Linked DNA regions of Homo sapiens: region 2 is linked to region 1. Evidence: read pairs that join two places in POLR2A ChIA-PET (ENCODE). Cell type or tissue: PC-9. All regions are shown on one strand. Each heading gives the region's core, and the rest is flanking DNA. Links, peaks and the distances in the headings are about the cores only. Region 1 overlaps SYT6 (synaptotagmin 6). Region 2 overlaps MAGI3 (membrane associated guanylate kinase, WW and PDZ domain containing 3).

What was found. Peaks named below come from ENCODE experiments on the same cell type or tissue, not always from the same donor. Only the 100,000 strongest peaks of a DNase experiment are listed, where the experiment ranks them.
Region 2: POLR2A ChIA-PET joins it to region 1 with 5 read pairs; 2 of 35 experiments call an interaction of 5 or more read pairs at or near these places.

What each region holds. Positions count from the first base shown.
Region 1 is chr1:114,108,816-114,125,887 of GRCh38, forward strand. All of the region lies in intron 3 of SYT6 (synaptotagmin 6), which reads right to left. Among named protein-coding and RNA genes, the nearest start is that of SYT6, 37 kb to the right of the region's middle. RefSeq lists enhancers at 418-467, 15,584-16,371. In PC-9, for the core only: no CTCF peak of the experiment used is centred there; DNase peaks (open chromatin) are centred at 5,176, 5,766 and 7,406; H3K4me3 peaks cover 451 bases; H3K27ac peaks cover 2,723 bases.
Region 2 is chr1:113,682,640-113,687,639 of GRCh38, forward strand. It overlaps MAGI3 (membrane associated guanylate kinase, WW and PDZ domain containing 3), which reads left to right. Exons shown (of 21, transcript NM_001142782.2): 21 at 258-3,284. The coding sequence ends at 1,375. Among named protein-coding and RNA genes, the nearest start is that of PHTF1, 74 kb to the right of the region's middle. In PC-9, for the core only: no CTCF peak of the experiment used is centred there; no DNase peak of the experiment used is centred there.

The sequences.
Region 1 (17,072 bases), core at 5,096-10,095:
CAAAGCAAGAACAATGCTTCCCCATTTCTTACAGAGCACTTCTAGTCTCTTAGTCATTAAGTGGCTTGTCTGAATCTCTCATCATCAGCAGAGAAGCATCCGCTATACTTTCAGGAAAGCCATAGGAGACCTAAAAAGATCTCAGAAGCACTGGGCAGGAAGTGCTGTTAAGTTCCCCAGGGGTTGTGGGAGGGTAGGGGGGCTGGAAGAGAGATGAGGTAGAAGCCAGTTGGACTCCAATGGCTAAAGAAACCCCGCATTGTAGGCCTGGGGCTCTGTGTTGGGGGTACAGAGATGAGTCAGATGTGGAAGCCAGATACCTGGAGCTGAGCCAGCCCCTGTGATATCTCCTCCCATAGCAACACAGGCCTCCTCTTCATAGCACACACTACAACTCTAACTTTTATGTTGATCTGGGGACTACATGATGAATGCCTGTGTTTCTCACCAGATTGTATGCTCTTTGAAGGCACGAATGGGGTCTGGTTTTATTCATCCTTATACCTCTCATGTGTAGCCCAGTGCCTGATGTGTAGTAAGTGCTCAGCAAATACTGGCTAATGAACAAATGGTTGAGAATGTGGATTTGGGGTCAGGCAGATCCAGCTTCCAGCTCTTAAGACTATGAAAGCTTAAGTACTCCTAAGAGAGTAGTATGGCTTACTTAACCTTTCATAATCTTGGCTTCCTAACCTGTACACTGTACAGTGGGATGAATATAGGACCCACCTCTTAGGGTTGCCGCAGAGATTAAATGAGGTAATTTGTGCAAAGTGCTTACTTAGCACAGTGGCTGGCACAGAGTAGGTGCTTAGTAAGTATTGGCAACTATTATAATTATTACTACTGTTATAAAGAGCTCACGGTCTTGGAACAGGGGCAGGGAAAGGCATGTCAGTAGGTAGTACTGTTTGGTTTGGTCGGTGCAGTAATAGAGGTGTGGACAAGACGTGGGCATGCAGAGCAAGGAAGAAGGAATTCAGCCCCAGATTTCAAGCTAGGCTTCCCAAAGAGGGTGATATTTGATAGGATCTAGACAGGTCAGTAAAAGTAGATTTCTAGCAGAAAAAAGTAAGCAAGCGCTTTTGCTTTTTTTCTCTGGAGAGGGATCAACAGTGCCTAAAGACACAGAAGGGGCAGGGAGTGTTCGGGGCGCATGAGAGGTTCCCTGTGGCTGACAGCATGGTGATGACAGGGGCGGAGAGCTCCCAGATGAGGCTAGAAACAGGGCCCCAGGCAAGGGCCAGCCTTGCCTGCCTCTTAGCCCATACTTGGGAGTTTGTCCTTGATTCTGCAGACAATGGGAGACTGGCTCTACCCCTGCCCTTCCTGCTTTACTTCCTACTCAGTCCACTGTGTCACCTTCAACCCAGACACCCACACCAGAGACCATTTTCATGTGTGTCATTCATTTGTCACACACCCACTAAATGTTGGAGGATCTGGAGAGATAGTAATGATAAGACAAAGTCCCAGCCCTCCAGGAACTTGTATTCTAAGGGAGGAAGACAAAAGTACACTAAGCAAGATGGTACCCAAGGGCAGCGAGGGAGCCAGGGACCTGACCAAGGGTAGTGAGTGGGTGTGCGGCCGCTTTATTCATAGTGGTCCTGAAAGATGGGGAGGAGCAGCCAAGAATGGAAGGAGAGCTCTCAGCAGAGGCTAGCAAAGAGTGCTGTGGGTCTGGCTGGGGGAAGCGGATGGTGGCTATGATACCAGAGTAAGCAAAGGGTAAGAGGGAGGTTAAGGGAGGACTTGCAAGTGCTTGGATTTTGCTTCCTATGAAAAGCAGAGCCCTTTGAGGACTTGCAGCAGTTTGGGACTTCAGCAGCTTGTAAAGAATGGGTGGCAGGGGCCGGGAGAAAGTGAGCATGAGTTCAGATGCTACGGCCTCCACAGCTACTCAGTTCCCAAGCTGCACAGCTTCTCCCTTCTGAGTGTCCCCAAACTCTGAGGCCCTCTCCTCCCATCCTCGCTGCACTACCTCAGCTCTGGCCTGCACCATCTCTGCCAGATCCTTGCAGTTTTCTAACTCCCCCTGCCCACTCCCTCCAATCCATCCTCCTTGCTGTAACCAGGTGGTTGGTCTCCTGCTCAGAATTCTTCAGTGGCTTCTCATTTCACACTTGTTTTGTAGTTGGAAAGCCTCTTCTTCAAATGAAGTATCATCCAAAAGCCCAATCATATACAGCAGCTGAAGAGTGGCTCAGAAACAGGGCATCCAGAGTACCTTCAACACCTCGGGCTCCCTCCTTGGAACTTTTAGGAGTCGGCATGAAAAATCACTAATCCACAGAATCACATGGCATTCAAGCTTCTTCACCGGGTGGCCCTCGCCTTTCTAGCCAGCCTCACCTTCCACTGTTCTGCCCCAGGTGCCGTACACTCCAGCCATAATAACCATAACATTGAGTGTTTACTATGTGCTGTCCTGCCCTAAGTGCTTATACGTATGATGTCATATAATCTTCACAAAAGCCTTGGGAGATGGCTACTACTATTATCACCACTTTTTACCTGGGGACACTGAAGTACGGAGAGGTTATGCAAGTGGCCCAAGGGCACACAGCTACTAAATGGCACAGCCAGGATGTGGACGGAAGCTTGAGAGCCCCCACTTTCAGCCATGACACCATCCTGCCTCTTGATGACACCTCCTCACTAAATGCTCCAAGATCTTTCCCACCTTCATGACTTCATCTTGTTCTTTCTACCACCTGAAATAACCTCTCCATCCCTCTGACCATCCTGGACAACTCTGATCTTTCCAGGCCAGCTGTCCTGTCACCCCCTCTTGGGTCACCTCCTCTGACTCCCTTGGTCTGGCCTGGGGTTGTGCTCCCATTGCCCTTGGGTGGTAAAGGCCAAGGGAGAAATCTTACAACTGCCCCAAGGCAAAGTCAGGACTTCCGAGAGGAACCCGGCAGGATGTGCTAAACTGCCGGGTGAGGGGCTGCAGGAGGAGAGTGGAGACTGACGCTCTGCCCGCCCCACGTTCCCACAGCTGGCTCAGCTCTCGCCTGGGAGAGAGGAGCTGTGGGAGTGGGCACTCCTTCCTAGGGTGCCGAGAGGGGGCCCCTGCTGTGAACACCGGCCTGGGTGACGTGAGTTGATTCCCTGCTCCGCCTCAGGCCCGGGCTCCTAGGGCTTCAGCAAGAATGCTGGGGGTGTCTGGGGTGGAAGGGTGGGATGTGTCTGTTGTGACGCTCGGGGCTTCCTGCTGGGTGCTGGGGCAGGTTCTGTTTGTTCTGAGTTCCATGCCTGCTTTTACTCTCAAGTGCTTCTCTGCCCCAAGGGCCTTGCAGCATTATGAATAAATGATCAACCAGAATTGAGGCTCCTTATACGAACTCAGTATACTCCAGCTTCACCCTGCAGTGTGGACACAGAGCTAAGGACTGCCCCATGGAGAAGCGGGCACCCCCAAGCCGGTGTGGAGCAGCGGTGCACGGAGGACGTGGGTGAGATCCTTGAGTCTGGGTTTGTCCTAGGGACCCATTGAGACTAAAGCACATCAGCGGGAAGCAAATGTTTCAGCATCTGAGCATCTTCAGAGAAACAGATGGTCTTATTTAGGAAACTTTTTCTCAGCCTCCCCTTCGTGAACCTGCCCTTGAAAAGAGGCTTAGTATTTCACACGCACCATTACTTTTGGGCAAATATCCGTGAGTCAGAACACACTGGGAGGTGCAGATCTCTTCCTAATGACTTTTTAAAGTGAGGGTGGAGAAGAAGAGGGGCTGAGAGAGTGGAAAGGAGCTTGAGAGGAGTGGAGTTTGGAGAAATTTTAGAAGAGATGGCAGTAATGCCTGGTCAAGCCAGGAAGTCTGTGCCGTAGGGTGCTTGTGCCTGAGAGCCCAGAGCCGAGGACCTCACTTCAGATCTGGTCCTTCCACTGTCATCTTCATTAACCACAGGGGTGGTGGGGGTAGTAAAGGGTACATTAATGAAGTTAATGATGAAAATCCATCTTAATTTCTTGTCACAAGTTGTCTTGCCGAGTGGCTGTCAAATAGCTGCCAGTTTCTCCTGGGGAGAGGGCAGACATCTCCCCGTGGTGAGAGATCTGCTCTCTGCCCCTCGCAGGGCTGTGGGGGCTGGGACTCTCAGCAGGAGGGAAGATACCTTGGTCCTGGTTTCCTGATGAGTCTCCTGGGGCAGCTGAGGAATGTTTCTTGCAAACAAGTGCCCTGAGGGGGATGCCAAATAGGCAGGGCTTTGGTCTCAGCCAAAGGCACAGGCCTGCACTGCGTGACAGTGGCTTTAGCTTCATCATCTCTTTGGGGACAGTCACCCTGAAGATTAAGATCTTTCCCCACCTCCTGCTCCCCACACTCCAGAATCTCTGGGTCTTGCCATGGCAAGGTGCTCCATAGAGAAGCTCTTTCCAGCCTTTCACAGAGTTGACTGCCCTGCTCTTGACAACTCCACTTCCTTCCGGTTCTTCTCCCACCTCTCTGGCTGCCTTTTTCAGGTTTCCTGTGCCAGCCTCTTCTCCCATCCCTGCCTCTAAACAGTGAAGTTTGTCAAGCTTTTTCTCTCCTCACTCAGCCATAATGTTAATATCCATCTCCCCACTCATGGCTCCTGAGTTTATGGCCCCTCCGCAGACATCTCTTCTAGACTCCAGACTCATATATCCAAAATGACATGGCCATGTGGCTGGAAATCTAAAACTTCTCAGAGGCTCAAAGTTGCCCTTTTCTGTTTACATTCTCCTCTAATTTTCCCCAACCTGGCCCATCCATCCACCCAGTTGCTCAAGCCAGAAATGAGACATCTTTGTGGACATCTGCCTTCCTCTTTTGGATTTAGATCATCATCAAGCCCTGATAATTCTAACTCCAAATTCCATCTCAAGTCCACCCACCTCTCTCCATCTCCAGTGCCACACGGAGGCCAAAGCCTACCCCCCTGCCAGCATACAGCCGCCTCCTATCTGCCTTCCCTGCTTCCCTTGCTCTCCCGCCCCATTCTCCACACAGCAGCCAGAGTGCTCTTCCCCAGATGGAAAATGGATTGTACCACTCCTTGTTTAAAACCTCCAATGGCATCCCCTTTCACTAGGAATAAAAACAAAAGCACTTATCAAGATCTACAGGGCCCTCCACGAACGGGGCTGACTCTTCAGCCTCCCCCCGTGCCAGGGCTCTCCTCACAGGCTTCCTCAAATGCCCCAGGCTCTTCCTGCCCCATGACTTTGCACTTTCTCTTCCTCTGATTGACCGTTCTTTCCCCAGCTCTTCACATGGCAGAGACCCACTCATCTCAGGCCACTTCCTCCAGCGCCTCCCTCTGCTGCCAACTGTGTTCCCGAAGGACAGATCTGGGTCTGTTTTGCCAGGGCCAGGACAAGGGTGAGGCAAAGCAGGTGCCCAGGTACAAAAGTGAAGGAAGTGCTCACTGTCAGGTTCATGCATGTATCCAAGAGTGAGTGTCCCCTTCCATTCTGCCCCCTGGGTACTTCACTCGCCTCACCCTAATCTCAACCTCATATTTTACTCACCACTGTATTCTCAGTACTGAGCACGGTGCCTGGTGTATAACAGATGCTGACAAGTATTTGTTGAATTAATGAGCAACTCAGCTTTGTGGGGCTCACCTGGTTAAGGTGGCAAAATGAATGGGTGACAAGAGTAGGCCCTTGCTTAACCTCAGCCTCAGCCTCTGGTCTCCCCAGGAGGGTTGCTGTGGTTATTGAGATGGTGTCAGGGTGGAGCCTCATAGGTGTTCCTCAGCGGGTGGGCTGAATATTCCCTGCATTAGAAGCTTGGGAGGTGGAGACTTGATTCCTGAGCTGCGCCCAAGATCTACTGAGTCATCATCTCTGGAGGCGGGGCCTGGATGTTTGCATTATTGACAGGCTTCCCAGATGAGTGTTACATAGCCTCAGTTCGTGATATAAGGCGAGAGATTCTGAGGTTGCCCCAGGTCAGACCCTATTAGAATCTCTGTGACATGGAACATGTCCTAATGCAACTGAAGTCATTAAATATCAGAGCTGCCAAGCAAAAGTTAAGGCATAAAAGGCCTCTTCTCTTTTTTTAGGCACAAGCAAGGGTTCTGAAGGATCGAAGCCATGTGGGCTGCTGGACTGGTCCTGGCCCTCACCACTTACTTCCCTTTGCCTTTTTCCTGTGCACCACATGGCACACTGGGTATATTTTAGAAAGAAGCTGCCTTATCCAAATTTACAGGGTTTAAGAAAATTAGGTATTAAGCAAAGACAGTGTTTCAAAGATATCTGACACCACTCTGTAAATATTCCTTATTGCCATAGATCTCCAAGGATGTGTTCCTGACCAATAAGATCAGCATCACTTGGAACTAATCAGAAACACAAATTCTTGGGCCCTACCCTCACCAGAAGGCAGGGCCAATAATCTATGTTTAACATGCCCCAGGGAAGTCTCAGGAACTGACAACCATTGCTTTTGTCTAGTTGGAAGAACCAATTGAACACGAATACTCTGGACAGGATTTTGAAGTTTCTTCCACTTCTTTGAATCTATTTATTTTGGTGATTAAAGCCAAAGTCAAGAGAGGAGGAGATTAACAGTTATGGAGCATCTACTAGTTTGTAGGCACTATGTTGGGTACTTAACACTTTTTTTTTTTTTTTTGAGTGTCTCGCTCTGTCGCCCAGGCTGGACTGCAGTGGTGCGATCTCGGCTCACTGCAACCTCGGCTTCCTGGATTCAAGCAATTCTCCTGCCTCAGCCTCCCGAGTAGCTGGGATTACAGGTGCATGCCACCATGCCGGGCTGATTTTTGTATTTTTGGTAGAGACGGGGTTTTATCATGTTGGCCAGGCTGGTCTCAAACTCCCGACTTCATGATCTGCCCGCCTCGGCCTCCCTAAGTGCTGGGATTACAGGCATGAGCCACTGCACCCAGCTCTTAACACATATTACGTTCATTTTACTCATACTCTATGCCTGGGAGGAGCGCATAATCATCTCTACATTGTACTGAAACTCATAGAGGTTAAATAACTTGCCTAGGGTCTCATGTGCTAAGCTTGGCTTTGGACTCAGGTTTGTTGACTCTGAAGGTGTTGCTCTTCTCCTCCATCCCACCCAGCCTCCTCTGGGACTGTCCATGCTCCACCCCACTCCACCCCACCTTCTGTCCCTGGTTATTGAGGGTTAGGGCTGCCGAGGACCGTGTAGGTTTTGAAGGTGAAATTTCTTGGTGTTCTGGAAGCAAGAAGCATGAGAGAGAAAGCTCTGAGACTTAGAATATTACCTCCCTTCTGCCTGCCCCCACCTGCCTCTCTTGAAAGAAGATGAATGGATGGTGTCACCCTGCGTTACAGACTATGAGAGGATACATCCTGCTCACTTAAACCTGCTAGTGCAGCACCCTGGCCTCAGCCCGTCATTTCTCACGAAAGTCACCTGTTAAGTCATTCTCTCACCAAGTGCCAAACTGCTGCAGCAGACACTGCCTCAGGGGAAGGAGGGAGGGGGAGAAGCTAGGCCAGCAGGGGCAGAACCCCTGGGCCAAAATTCTTGTCCCCAACGCGGCAGTTCAGTGGAAGAACCCCGGGCCCTCTCTGCACAGATCTTTGTACCTGAGGTCTCTGGGGAGCAGCCACCAGGACTGGGAGGAGGAAACCCACATATGAAAAAGTTTTGAGCCAGTGAAGTGTTTCCCCTGTCTCCTGTAAAGGTGTAGTTATATTCCTCACTGTTATTTCCTTGCTTCCTTAGGTCTTGAGGAAGGGTGAGGAGATGGTCTGTGATCTCTACAGGCTTCTTGGGAGAGTTGAAGGTGTCAGATCTCAAAATTCATTCCCTTGGTGCGGGATATTTAAGGATCAGAGCAAAGCAACTCCCATCACATGCCACTAGGAAGCAAGAGGCCCCAAGTGATCAGCCAACTTACCCAGTCCCAGCTTCCCAGCAAGACCACATTCAGCTTAACAATCAATGCCTCTTTTCCAGTGTTCCACCCCCGCCCGGAACTCAGGAAGTCCCCCCAAATGGCTGACCCAGTTCCTGGGGCATCTATGCCTTCCCTCCTAGTTCCCACCTACTATTACATCATAATTTAGAGGTTATGCCTTCTAAGACTGTATCAGTTTTGACTCCACCTTCTCTTCACCAAAACCAAGAACCTTCCCTTGGCCTCATGTTTTAGGCATTTTGGTGGCCTTCATCTAGACCCACGACTAATCATCAACGAAGAACTCCTGATTCATGATTCCAGAAGGGAAGAACCATGAGTCTGCTACAGGAGTTTTAGTATAAACAGTTCCAAGGAGCGATGCATGGAGTTGGGCACAGAACCTGGGGTTCGAATCCCTGCCCTGCTGCTTTCCAGCTGTGTGACTGTAAAACTCACTGAAGGTCTCTGACCCTTTCTGATGATGGGCAGTATTGTCATGCTTGAGGTGGCTACCTGTGAAGCAGGTGCCTTTCGCCCTGATTTACAGGCATAAGAGGAAACCACGGGGAGAGCACGGCCAGCTGCTAGTAGGAAAACCGAGACGTGCATATAGCAAGAATACAATCTGTTTGTAAGCCTTTCATTCTCCTGCCACATGGAGGCAGGTGGTGGCACTAAGCCCACTGGGTGTGCAGTCCCCACTGCCTGCCTGGTGGGCTGAGGGGCCAGGTGTGCCCCATGGATGTCTAAGTCAGCAAAAGTTGGAGGAAGAGGCAGCTGCCTTGGAGTTGTTCCTGGGTAGAGGGTGGGAACGACACATCTTCTAGCCTGGATTTCAGAGGCCCCAGCTCCTGCCTGCAGGGCCCCATGGAAGCTGAGCTGATTTGCTGGCTCTTTCTTCCCTCCCAGCCCTGGGCTTCCCTACCCAGCAGCGCCTTCAATCAGTAGGATTGGGGAGGGCATCCTGTGTCTTCTCAGGCTCCAGTTCAGATGTTCCCAGTAAGAGAACTTAAGGGAAAAATTAAGCTGGCTCTCAGAGGTCTGGGTTCAAATCCCGGTTCTGCTGCGAATCAGTAGAATGATATGGGGCAAGTCACTGTGCCTCCCTGAGCTGTGCATCCTCAGCCGTAAAATGAGAGCATTGTACCAGATGACCTCACCTCCTCATTAGTAAAATAGGGTGAACCGTGAAGCCCAATGAGTGTATGCACTGAAGACGCCTCACAGGGATCTAGTGCAGAGCAAACTCTTCAGACACTTTCGGGCCCCTTCCTGTTCCATCCTGCTGTGGAGCGGCCTCTGGCCGCTAGTGGGTTGGCTTCAGCCATCTCCAAACTGCATCCTGACAATGCCTCACTGGAAGGAGAAGCAAGCGGTGTGGGAGAGGGGGACAGGAAGGAGGGAGCATGGGGCCAGGATCCCAGAGATTTCCCAGGAAGTACAGAGCTCTTTGCTGGGAGGTTGCTATAAACCAGGCCCCAGGCCTCCCTTCCCCCTGCTCACCCAGGAGCACGATGATAAAGCGCCAAATTAGCTCCATTATTGTAACTCCTCCAAAAATTACAGGCCGCATGTTCTGCCAGAGCCAGCTAATGTCTCTCATTGGTAAGCAGGTGACACTAATAGTTATTTCCTCCCTTCCAGGCACCAAGTGCAGAGTGGCAGAAACAGAGTGAGGCTCAGGCTGGGAGGAGAGAGGCCCAGGGAGAAGCCGAGGCACTGGACGGCCCTGGTGCCAGGGGTCGCCTGAGTGCCACAGCAGAAGTTTGCAGATCCTCCCTTTGGCTTAAACTGCCTCTTTGCACTGTATGAACCTGGAGACCTCCCTGCTCAGGAATGGCGCTGCCTGGCATCTGGGGAGGCCACAGCACGCAGGCCATGCCAGGCCCTCCGGCGGGGTGTCCCTGGGGCTCCTGCTGCTGCTGCAGAGGGGCCTGCTGCTCCCCGGCTGTCCCCGCGGCTCAGGTTCCTTCTCCCAGGCGATGCCCAGCTTTCTCTGGCTTCCCACACAGCAGTCAGCATTTCCTCTCTCACCTCTTCCATCCTCCCCCACCCCCATCTGCCTCTCCTCTCACACCAGACAGAGCCATCTCCTGTCGGTGTCAGCTGAGGCAACGCTTCCTCAAGGGGGCAGGGTCCCAAACGGGAGTGGAAATAGCCCATTCCCAGGCATACCCAGGCCCCTTTCTTCCAGGTCCAGCAGCGAGAAATCACAGATTCCTGGACCTGGGGTGGCTCCTATGTCTCCGTGATCACTGCCCTCCGTGCACACCATTGTTCTGCAGGGCATCCAGCAACTCAGTCCCAGCCCAGTCCTTCCTAGAGATAAAGGTGGGAATCGGGTCGGCCTGACGTCTCTCTTTAAAGGATTCCCAGCCAAGCCCCTTCTGCAGTTAGTAGTTGAAGTGTAAAGCCCTCTCTGGTGATCACTGTGAGAACTCAAGGGTCCCAAGAGATTACAGGCCCCTGTTCATTTCACATATCAGAAAACAGAGGCTTGGAAGGGCTGTGTGCCCCTGGTGATTCTACTTGGAGTTTTCCAGCTCCCAGGCTAAGCTGGAATCCCTTTCTCTTACTTTCCAATTCCATCCCACAAGTATAAATTGAGTACCTACTGGATGCAAGGCCAGGGTTCAGGGCTCCAGGGCACATGGACAGTCCCAAATTCCAGGAACTACCTACCTCTAACACTGGATGACGATAAGGAAGAACTTTAAAGATACTACACATAGCTGGCATTCATTGAGCACTTGCTGTGTGCCGATGGGCACTTGGCTGAGATTTGTGTGAATTCTCTTCTTTAATCCTCACAATAACCTTATGGAAAAGGGTTATTTTTACCCACACTTTACAGATGAGAGAACAAGCATGGAGATATTACGTTAAAGAGTGGGGAGATATGGCTTGAACCCAGGCAGCCAGACCCCAGGGTCTACCTCAGCCACCATGCCAAGCCAGCTTGGTTTTCTGAAAGGTTGTCCCTGAGAATTGTTCACCCAATGCTTCTGGAGCTCTGACTGAGCAGGGTTTGACGGGGCTTTACACATTCTCTCAGTAACTTGTTTTCAAAAACCTCTCTCAGGCCGGGCACGGTGGCTCACGCCTGTAATCCCAGCACTTTGGGAGGCGGAGGCAGGCGGATCACGAGGTCAGGAGATCGAGACCATCCTGGCTAGCACAGTGGAACGCTGTCTCTACTAAAAATACAAAAAATTAGCCAGGCATGGTGGCAGGCACCTGTAGTCCCAGCTACTCGGGCGGCTGAGGCAGGAGAACGGCCTGAACCTGGGAGGCGGAACTTGCAGTGAGCCGAGATCGCACCACTGCACTCCAGCCTGGGCGACAGAGAGAGACTCTGTCTCAAAAAAAAAAAAAAAAATCTCTTTTAAAGATTCTCATGTATTTGTCAAAACAAATTTGTGAGCTAGGTTTTATAATTACCCCCACTTTGCAGTTGAAAAACCGAAGGCATAGAGGTGTTGATGAGGTCTCAGAATTCAAAGACCACACTATGATCTCTCCTTGTGATGGTGTTCACTGTGTGATGCCCTCGGTAGAAAATTTCCTCTTGTCTTAGAACCAGGAATAGCTTAGTGTTTCCTAAGCCTCTGGTTTGTCTTTACTTAATGGACGCTGAATTCTGTGACTATCTTTCCCTTATTGTGTTATCTGCCAGAATGCTTCAAGTCAGTTGTGTGGCAGGTTTGGAGGGCAGGGCGTGCACATTGTGTAGGGGACTCGCTGGATTCCAGAATTTCACATTCTTTCACTTATTTTTTTGCTACTCTTTAATGATGTTTCAAACTTATTTTTAATCTTGTCGCATGTCCTATGAGCTAGCTAAATCTTTTCTGGAGCAACACAAAGTGACAAGCAAAATAAATAAACGTTTTTATTACTTGCTGTGCAACCTCAGATAATTCACTTAGTCTCTCTTAGCTTAATTTTCTCTATCTACAGAATTAGGATAATTCCTCCTACCTGCTGAGGATTAAGTGAGACAATGTGTGCAAAAAGGCTCTGTAAATTCAACAGTGGTATATAAAGGCAAGGTGACTTGTTACCAATATTGTTGTTATTAGTAACAAGATGGGGTCCCTGCCCCTGGGGCACCTGCACTCAGGGATTGGTAAAGAGGGTGTGGCTGGCTAGGACCCCCTCCTACGTCACTGGAAAGACACCCAGGGTTGTGTGGCTTGAAGGAGCTGCTGATGCTGCCCTGGCTGGAGAACAGAGCTGCATCAAACCTCACGCTGTCCGTGCCTAGAGGCAGGGCCTTCATTGAAGCTGTCCCTACCGCCCTGCCCACTGGGCAGCTAACTGGCCAGAGAGGGACAGGCGATGTCTCCATAGCCACCAAGGCCCCCAGGGGGAGGTTGGCAGTCCCTGTGAGGTTGTAGGACTCTCCAGAGAGTCTTCTGGGATCTCAACCTCATCATCTGAGAAGACCATGGCCCCTCCTACTCCTAACATCTCAGAATGCTCAGGGACTTGCTGATATGAGATGGGCAGTGGCCTTGGTCTTTGGTGAGAAGGCTGGCTTGGGGCCTGCCAGATCTTCAGGCCTGTCCTCACTATCCCTCCTTGGAGCCTTGGCCCTGCACACCTCGCACTCTCCTCCCTCCTGTTCTTCACTCCACATCTTCCCTTCTTTCCAGCATTCCTCCAAAATGCCTTAATCCTGAACATTTGCAGGCCCAACCCAGCCAGTGCATCAACCCCTCACAGCCTCCATGGTAGTCCTCTCCCTTCACTGCATTCACATTGTTTTCTAAGCAACAGGAGGACCCTGGGGCTCATCGAAATGGGAGTTGCAGTATTCTTGGGAGAATGGGCTTATAGTGAAACGTATTTTTTGTGGCTTTCTGTATTTTCTAACTTATCTAAAATAAGAATGTAATACTTTACCTTGAGGCAAAGAAGGGTAAAATATATTAGTTATATAGTGTGTAAGGAAAATGATATCAGTTTTGGTTCTCTGCTCTATCATTTTAAAACTGTGTGACTTCAAGGAATTGCCTCAGTTTCCCCATCTATAAAATGGAAATACTGATATCTTCCTATATTGAGGTTAAATGAGAACACGTCTTTGGAAATTTACTTATAAACACATTAGTTATTGTTGTTGTTAGATTCAAGAGCAATAAACCATGGCAAGAACCTAGGAAGGCCCTTGTCTCATTGAAATTGTATTGCACCCTAGTCACAGCCCTGTGGTAGAGATTGTTGTCCACATTTGGCTAAGGGGGAAAGCGAGAGGTGAAGTGGTTTGACAGGCCACACAGTGGAGCCACCTTCAAGCCCCAGCCTCCTGACTCCAACTCTTGCTTACCTGCAGGCTCTTGGGGCCTGGAACCAAGTCTGCCGTTGGATCCGTGCCCCTTGCAGGGTCTCATGGATCCTGACTGACAGCGCAGAGCTGACTGCGTGGCCTTGAAGGTGCTGCACCATTATCAGGGCCTCAGCTTCCCTGTGAGTGAAATCTTTGTTCTCCCTTCTCAACACATGAGAGATGCAACCTGACATGGAAGTGGTTTGGGTTTTATTATAATCACACTTAAGGTTATTCCTAAGCGCATCATCTTCAGGCTGCAAGGTCTCCTCGAAATTCTTTTCCAAACAGAATTTCTTAGCGGAACCAAAAAATGTCCCTCTCTTGGGGACTGGAGTCCTCCAGGGGGAGGAGGGTTGACAGAAAGCCAATCAAACAAGATGGAACAGGAATGAGCACTTTGCTGCTTCCCTGGCGTGTGATGGACACAGCATGTACATTTGTGTGTGTGTGTGTGTGTGTGTGTGCGCGCACATGAGCATATGCACACACACACGTGGGGCTGCCTGGGGTCTGGCCAGACTCAGGGTGGGTGGCAGAGGGCTCTGCTGAGATTCTACTTCCCTATCTCTTGCAGGAGGCAGAGAGGAGCGCAGCCAGAGTTTCTCTGGTAAAAATTCTCCAAATAGGGTTGGGGGAATACTTTCCTAGGGAACACCCACTCCCTAAAAAGAGCTGGATGGCTGCCTGCACTTGGATAGGATTCACTAAAAACGCCCTTTCAGCAGGAGTTGGAGTTACAAAGGCCTTCACTGCCAGCCTTTCCCCCTGGCCTCTTTTTCTCCACAAACCTACCAAAAAGGCCCAGCAGCACCAAGAAAGGTTGGTTCTCAAAATTTTCCCCATCAAAGTCACCTTGAGCCCTAATCCCCTACTTTCAAAATGCCTGTCCGGGCCCTGCCCGCCCAGCACAGCTTGTCAGCATTAGAATCCTGACTCACACCTCCTTTTCTCCGGGGCCCGCGAGGCACTCTGAGCTTGGCTGTTCCGCGTGCCCTCCTTCCTGCCTTTTTGCTTCCAGCTGACTTTCAGCTAGTTCCTCTGATGTATTGATCCTGTGAGGGGCTGGGCAGGGCTCCCGGCAGTGTCTCACAGGGCCCTGCAGGAGTGACTCAGCTGGAGATGGCTCTGACAATGTGGAGGAGGCATTTTCAAGCAGGTGCCTCAAGTCACAAAGCTAGCCCTGTCCCCAACTTCTCAAGAAGGGAAATGCTTATCATGTTGTCATGACACACCACCAGAGCTGTTTTTTTCTCTCTGGAAGTTGGACTGTTCCTAGCACATGGTCCAATGTGTCACTACAGAGATGTGAGTCAACCAAAGGCTCGAGGAGGGATGGACTCACCCTGGGAAAGAGCCCCAGGCCAGTGCTGTTCCCATGCATGTGGGTGCAGGGGTGGCTCAAGGGGCTGTCCTCTCCCCTCTCCTTCTACAAAGCAGTGACCTCTTTTATTCAAACAAAGTGCAAAGCCTTTTGGGGGCAGCAGAGAGGAGCCCTGGAGAAGGCTGGCAGGTGGCCAGGGTGGCTGAAGCTGGACCCTCTGTCTCTCCCCCTGCACATTCTCCGTCTTTCCTTTTGGGTTTTCTTTCTGGTTCTAGGTGCTCCTTCATGTTCTGTCCCTGCATTCTCTTTAAAGCTCCAACTCAAGTGTAGACCCAACCCTGCTCCTGGTTCCCATCACATCCCTGAAAGAGCCTGGTAATATAAAAAAGAACTTCTTCAAATACTAAGGGTGAGCAAAAGGAAATAACCACAGACAAAGCAAACAACACTGCCTCAGGGTCTCCAGCCCCAGGTGGCCAGGACACTTGCACAGGCCCCTCCCCGGCTCTTTCCCTGGCAGCCCTCTGCCTGTCCCTGTGGAGTGGCATCCTCTGTTTTATGGACATTTACCTCTAACACTCTGTCTCTTTTCTGGCTGAGACCCCATCCGGCTGGGGCCTCCTTCTCATTTTGAATGGAAGGACTGGTTCATTCTCAGGAGACTTGCAGAACTGGGAGGGTTGAGATAGAAGTGGCTTCCCCCTTCCTATCTCAGGTGGCAACTCCACCCAAGCCCTAAGGAGGGGCCTCTCTCTGCATATATAGGAAAATGGCTTTACAAGCCCCACAGAAATGCCAATGGCCATAGCAATTCTTAGGAAACAGAGAAAGCAAATGCCATTTGAAACCACAAAAACCTTCTATGGAGGGTGGAGCCTGGTAAAGGCAATATAACAATCTTAGGGTCCCCACTGCTCCTGGAAATGATGGCCAGTTATTCAGTTAGAAATCTTGTTGGGTTTTAAATGTGAGAAGATGGGGCCGGAACTGAGCTACACCTGGGGATGGGGCTGGGGCTGGACAGAAGTCAGGCAATTTAAAGAGGGACGTGTGGTGGTGGTTTGGATTTGAGGCCTAGAACTTGTGGGGAAGGGAGAGGGAAGACGATAGAATGATGGGAGTGGTGGGGAGCTGGGGGCAGGTGCCCACCAGCAGTCTGCTGTGCCACTGGGAAGTGGCACTTTCCATCACAACAGACCTTCAGTTAAGTGCTGCTCCTCACTTTGTGTTGCTTGGAGTGTGGTGGAGCTAGACCCGTGTTCCATGACTGGGTCAATGAAGGAAGAGCCATCGGAGACCAAGAGGAGGATGACATTTCAGAAGAGGTGGAACGTTGGTGGCAGAAGGGACTATGATCATATATGCTCTCCCCAACCCAGGAAGAGGCAGGACGCATGGAGAGAGCCCCTGTTAGCCAGTTCCTGAGTGGCAACATGGGGGAGGGCTCGGAGCACATGCAACCGGCTGGCCCAGGTGGACTGCCGCTCACTGGCCTGGTGACCTTGAGCAGATTGCCTGAGTTGCTTCATCTGGAAACTGGGGATAACACCAGTACCTACCCTGCAAGGCAGGGGTGAGGAATGAATAAACAATGCACTTACAGCCTGGCACACAGGAGGCCAAGAAGCTCTGGTGGACACCCTGCTTAACGTGCAGTTGGAATTCTGCACATAAATTGTCATCTGAGGCCTGTTTTTGCACCCATTCCTGATCTCACCTCTGTTCCCTCCCACCTCAAGTGCATCAGACACAGGTTTTGTGAAGAAAACATAAAATATCTCCTAGGGAAACCCGACCCATGGTCGAGGATGTTGGTGAACTCCAAGTTGTGTCAAATCCAGACGATCAGCAGGGTAGGACTCTAAAATGACAGTCTTTTGAAGCAATTATTGGTGTTTTTCAGGCCATCAAGATGGAGGGCAATGCCAGCCTGTGCTGGCCAGACATGGATGAACATCTTGCTGTGGCTCATCCTGTCCCAGGGGCTGTCTCTCTAATTCCCTCATCCCAAGGCCAAGTGGACTTCATGGAAAGCTCTCTACTCAGATTTCAGTGCAGCCCTAGAGAGGCCCTCAAGGTCTCAGGGACTTTATCCAGAAAGGAAGATATTAAATATTCATGGAGAATGAGTAGGTGTCAATTCAGACATGAGAGGAAAATGTGGCTACAGTGGATGGCTGATGAGGATGAATGAGGGCCAGATGGGCTCGGGGTTGGCAGTGGCGTGGGGGCTGGAGGGAGGGGGAGGATGGCTGCTGTAGAGACCAAATTTTTCTGTGTTGCTGCTGACACTAAAACACCATAAACATATGATAGCAACTGGACAAGGCTGACCTATACTCTACAGCTCACCTTGTCTCCTTCCTCCTCTAAGGTAGAAATATTTATGTACCATGGGGAGATTTTGGGTGGGGGTTAATTGGCTCAGGATCAAAACACTTTGATAAACGGCCTCTTTTTTCCTTGGTTTTCCTGCTGATGTTGCTTGTTGGTTTGCCTATTTCTGGTCTTAGATCTTCCTTG
Region 2 (5,000 bases), core at 1-5,000, 430 kb before region 1:
TATCTCACTAATTATATGTAATTGGAAAAAATGAATATTATTTTGTGTATATAAACAACCCATCCTTCATGTATGAACAGATGTCTGTACACATCCGCCTTTATAGAGAGATATGTTGTAAACATATACAAACTGTATAAAATACTCAGGCTTTTTAAGCAGTTACGACAATTCAAATGGCTGTCAAAGTTCAAAACGTATTGTTCCTATTTGTAATTCTAAAATTTAATAATGTTCCATTCAAATCACTTTTTTAGGTGATTGGGATATTAATAATCCTTCGTCTTCAAATGTGATTTATGATGAACAGTCACCATTACCCCCATCTTCACATTTTGCTTCCATATTTGAAGAGTCTCACGTGCCAGTAATTGAAGAATCTTTGAGAGTTCAGATATGTGAAAAGGCAGAAGAATTAAAGGACATTGTGCCTGAAAAGAAAAGCACTTTAAATGAAAATCAGCCTGAGATAAAGCATCAGTCTCTTCTCCAGAAAAATGTGAGTAAGAGGGATCCACCCAGCAGTCATGGGCACAGTAACAAGAAAAATCTATTAAAAGTAGAAAATGGTGTTACACGAAGAGGTAGATCGGTTAGTCCCAAAAAGCCAGCCAGTCAACATTCAGAGGAACATTTGGATAAGATTCCTAGTCCTCTAAAAAATAACCCCAAAAGAAGACCCAGAGATCAATCCCTCAGCCCCAGCAAAGGGGAAAATAAAAGTTGTCAGGTCAGCACCAGGGCAGGCTCTGGACAAGATCAGTGCAGAAAAAGCAGAGGTCGGTCGGCCAGCCCAAAAAAGCAGCAAAAAATTGAAGGAAGCAAAGCTCCATCAAATGCTGAGGCCAAATTATTAGAGGGTAAGAGTCGAAGAATAGCAGGCTATACGGGCAGTAATGCTGAGCAGATCCCAGATGGGAAGGAAAAATCAGACGTCATCAGGAAAGATGCAAAGCAGAATCAGTTGGAAAAAAGCAGAACAAGGTCTCCAGAGAAAAAAATCAAAAGAATGGTTGAGAAATCTCTTCCATCCAAAATGACTAATAAGACTACAAGTAAAGAAGTATCTGAAAATGAAAAAGGAAAGAAAGTAACCACAGGAGAAACAAGTTCTAGTAACGATAAAATAGGAGAAAATGTCCAGCTATCAGAAAAGAGGCTGAAGCAAGAACCTGAAGAGAAGGTAGTTTCAAACAAAACAGAAGATCACAAAGGGAAAGAACTAGAGGCAGCTGACAAAAACAAAGAGACTGGAAGGTTCAAACCGGAAAGCAGTTCTCCAGTTAAGAAAACACTGATAACTCCAGGGCCCTGGAAGGTTCCAAGTGGAAATAAAGTCACAGGCACTATTGGTATGGCTGAGAAACGGCAGTAACCTTTAGTATAAAACAAAGAAAAACAAGTTGTAATCTTTTCTTACAGCAGCATTTTTCCAGAAAAAGCCTTTTTTTTTTTTTCAGATATTCTGAAACAGATAAGTACATGTTAATGTGAGCCTCAAGTTACCTAGGCTGCATGAAGGGCCTTTAGGATTGCTAAGAACCAACTGTCCCCCTGGCCGGCTGCCCTCCCTCGCTCTCAGGAAGGAGCTGCATCCACATGCTCATCTGACCCGCCCTGCTCAGGCTGCCCAGCTCGTCTTCATGAGTGTCTGAACAAATGACATATGTTGATATTAACAATGTGGTCACAACTCACTTTGTATTTGTGCCAAGTTATCTACTGTATCATGTCTGTTTTTATCCTTTTTGTTCAGCTGTTTCCACAGTAATGAAAAAGTTAGGTTTGGCTTGGAAGTTGATGATCTCAATAGCATGTTGCATGTTTACAGAGAGAAATATGTGAGTCCTTGCAGAAGAAGAGACTGTTAACTCATCGTTAAAGATGGCCGTTGTCTCTTCTAACAGCTACTGATGATGTCCCACTTTAAAAATAAAACCCCCAAACATCACTACTTTAAGGAAAAAAAAAATGTAGTCCAATATTGATGCTTTCTTATGGCTTTTTATTTTAATTTGGCTGGATAAGTTGTTTCAAATAACTGTTAAAGATATTACTTACAATTGAATGTTTGAAATAAGAAAGTACTTTAAGCAATAGAGTTCATCTCCTGCTGTGTTATCCAACCTCGATGTATACTTACAGCATCTCAGGTCACCCTTTTTATTTCAGTTATTTAATTATGAAACCATAAAGAAGCATGTGGAAATAGTGTTTATTGCTCTTTGAAGAAAAACCACCAACTATTTCTGGATATTTTGGCTGTACCTACTACTAAAGTCATTAGTCTTTAATACATAATACATATTTGAAAAGTAAACATATTATATAGATTATGTGAGGGACTTAATCATGAAACCAGTTTCACAGTCCAAGTACCAACTCTTCTGGTAGCAGGTGCACAAGCTTGGGTGTTTAAAAACAACCTGTGTAGGGTATGCCCAGCAAATGAGGACAAATGTGTAGACAGTACTTACTGGATCTTATTTAACTTTTAGCTACATTAACTAACTTTCTTATTTAAAAACAAGAAAGGGAGACTAAACATCTGCTTAACTTGTACACATTTTCAGAATTCTTTTTAAAAGTCTAGTTAAAGATGTTTCTTAGAAGTTGGAGACTGTTAACAACTTCCATAAAATAGATCCAGGTTTTTCAGTTCCCTGAAGCAGCATTCAGTAGCATCTATATAAATAAAGGCACCTTCTGAGAATAAAACTATTTTATGGAGTGTGTGAACACACTTGTTCTGTCACCTGGGTTCATCTTGTTGTGAAGCACATTAGGTCCAGGTCCTTCCCTCTGGGAGTCTGACTGTGAAACTCTTTAACCCAACAACTCAATTAGCCCCTGTAGATAAGACATGCTTCCCAGAGTGAGATTTTTGAAATCCCCTTTTCATCCAGAACTATATTTACCCACCTATTGTAACTATTCAAATAGAGCAAAATTAGGAGGCTTGATAAATACTAAGAATTTAGTACCACAGAAATTATTTATTATTTTCCCTGTAGTCCACAATTAGTGATAACGAATCCTATTTTTGTTAACTGTGACATAACTTTGATGTCATATGTTGTCCTATGTGGTTCTTCCTAAGTAAACTCTGTACTGATTATATACTGACTTAGCAATGTGGCCTTGGAATGCTGAGCAAAATGTGGATGTACTGGTTGTAAATGTTTATATATTGTACAGTACCTTTATATATACACTTGAGGTTCTGATTAGAGAAAGATCTGTAAATTGCTCATTATTTTTTATATAGATATTTAAAAAAAACAGTTTATGGCCTGCATTTCTTTTACTGTCACATTGGTTTAATGTTGCTTTCTAATGGTGGAGCTAGGTCCCATCATAGTCTGAGTCCTCAAATAGATTTTGTCCCTCCAAGTAACAAACTTTCAAAGTCCTAAAATCAGGAAGAGTCTTATAATAATGATTTTACCTCTATAGGTATACTTTTATTTATTTATAAATAGAGTTTGAAATTCTTTAGAGTTGAATATCATTATAACCATTTTTCATCTTTCATTGTAAAGAAAATAGCTTTGGATAAATAATTTGCTACTGAAAATCCTTTCTTAACACTGTTGGGGAGAGAAGAGGAGTTTCTCATTGGAAATTCAGCTACTAGACATTTATAATGGATATAGTAATATCAGTCCAGTTACTACAAGGTCACAAAATCCCATTTCATCAGACTAATGATTCACATTATCTTTAAAGATCATTTATTTATTTAGTTTTATACTTACTTTTAGAATGTTTTGACTTAACTCGGTATGAAAAGTGCCTAAAACCTACTTCAAGACCACGGTTAATTTTATACTCTTTTAAGGTGAAATATAAATTCCCACTTACCATTGCAAGAACGCATACTAAAAATAAACCCACGGTCGGGCACAGTGGCTCATGCCTGTAATCCCAACACTTTGGGAGGCCAATGCAGGCAGATCATTTGAGGTCAGAAGTTCGAGACCAGCCTGGCCAACATGGTGAAACCCTGTCTGTCTCTACTAAAAATACAAAAATTAGCCAGGCATGGCGGCAGGTGCCTGTAATCCCAGCTACTCAGGAGGCTGAGACAGGAGAATCGCTTGAACCCGGGAGGCGGAGGTTGCAGTGAGCTGACATCACACCACTGCACTCCAGTCTGGCTGACAGATGATGAGACTCCATCTCAAAAAAAAAAAAAAAGTATACCCAAACTTCTAGTTAGTTCCCAGACCCCACAGTGAAGATGTGCCATAGCAGAGGCTGCAGAAACAAACAGGCAGTAAAATCGTTTTGTTGTTTTAGTGAACATATTTTCTTACTGGTCACAACAGGGAGAAAAGCTTTGAGATATTATTACATTGTCTCCCTAGTGAGATTAGAAGGCTAAGATCCTATGATATTGTCTTTAGTTACATCAGTCTTGGACCAGGCAGCTTTTGAACAGGAACAACTCTTATTTCAGAAGTCTTGGATCCAGAAAGGCACTTGGCTTTTTATTCTACATGAGAATACCTTGTTACTTCCCTTTTTAATAGCAAGATTTAAAAGAGAAATAAATGTAATCATGTAGAAGTAAAACCAAATGCTTTTAAACATGTAGACAAAGAATTATTTTATGTTTAATATGTCCACCATTCAAAGAGTAAGGATTTATAAGGCAAGGAGTATTCAGATTAAACTGTATAAAACAAACAGTCTCACTAATGACTTCCAGAAAGCTGTATTTAAGTTGAAGCTTAGTCCACAGTGGAGCTAAGGAACATTGATATAAATAAACTTGTTACAAAATGTGACATTTCAGTCTGGTATGAGGAATACATCAGAGCAAGTTTTTACATCATCATGGCATGCTCCAAGGCCTAAAAACTATTTGTGCTTTGAAACAATAACATTTATTTATTCGGGTGGCTCTTTTCTGGTTCTATTAGAGTTTATCGGGAATATGACTTGTTTAAAGCATGTCATTATTACATGGAATCTATAATCTTTGCTTTTAGCTA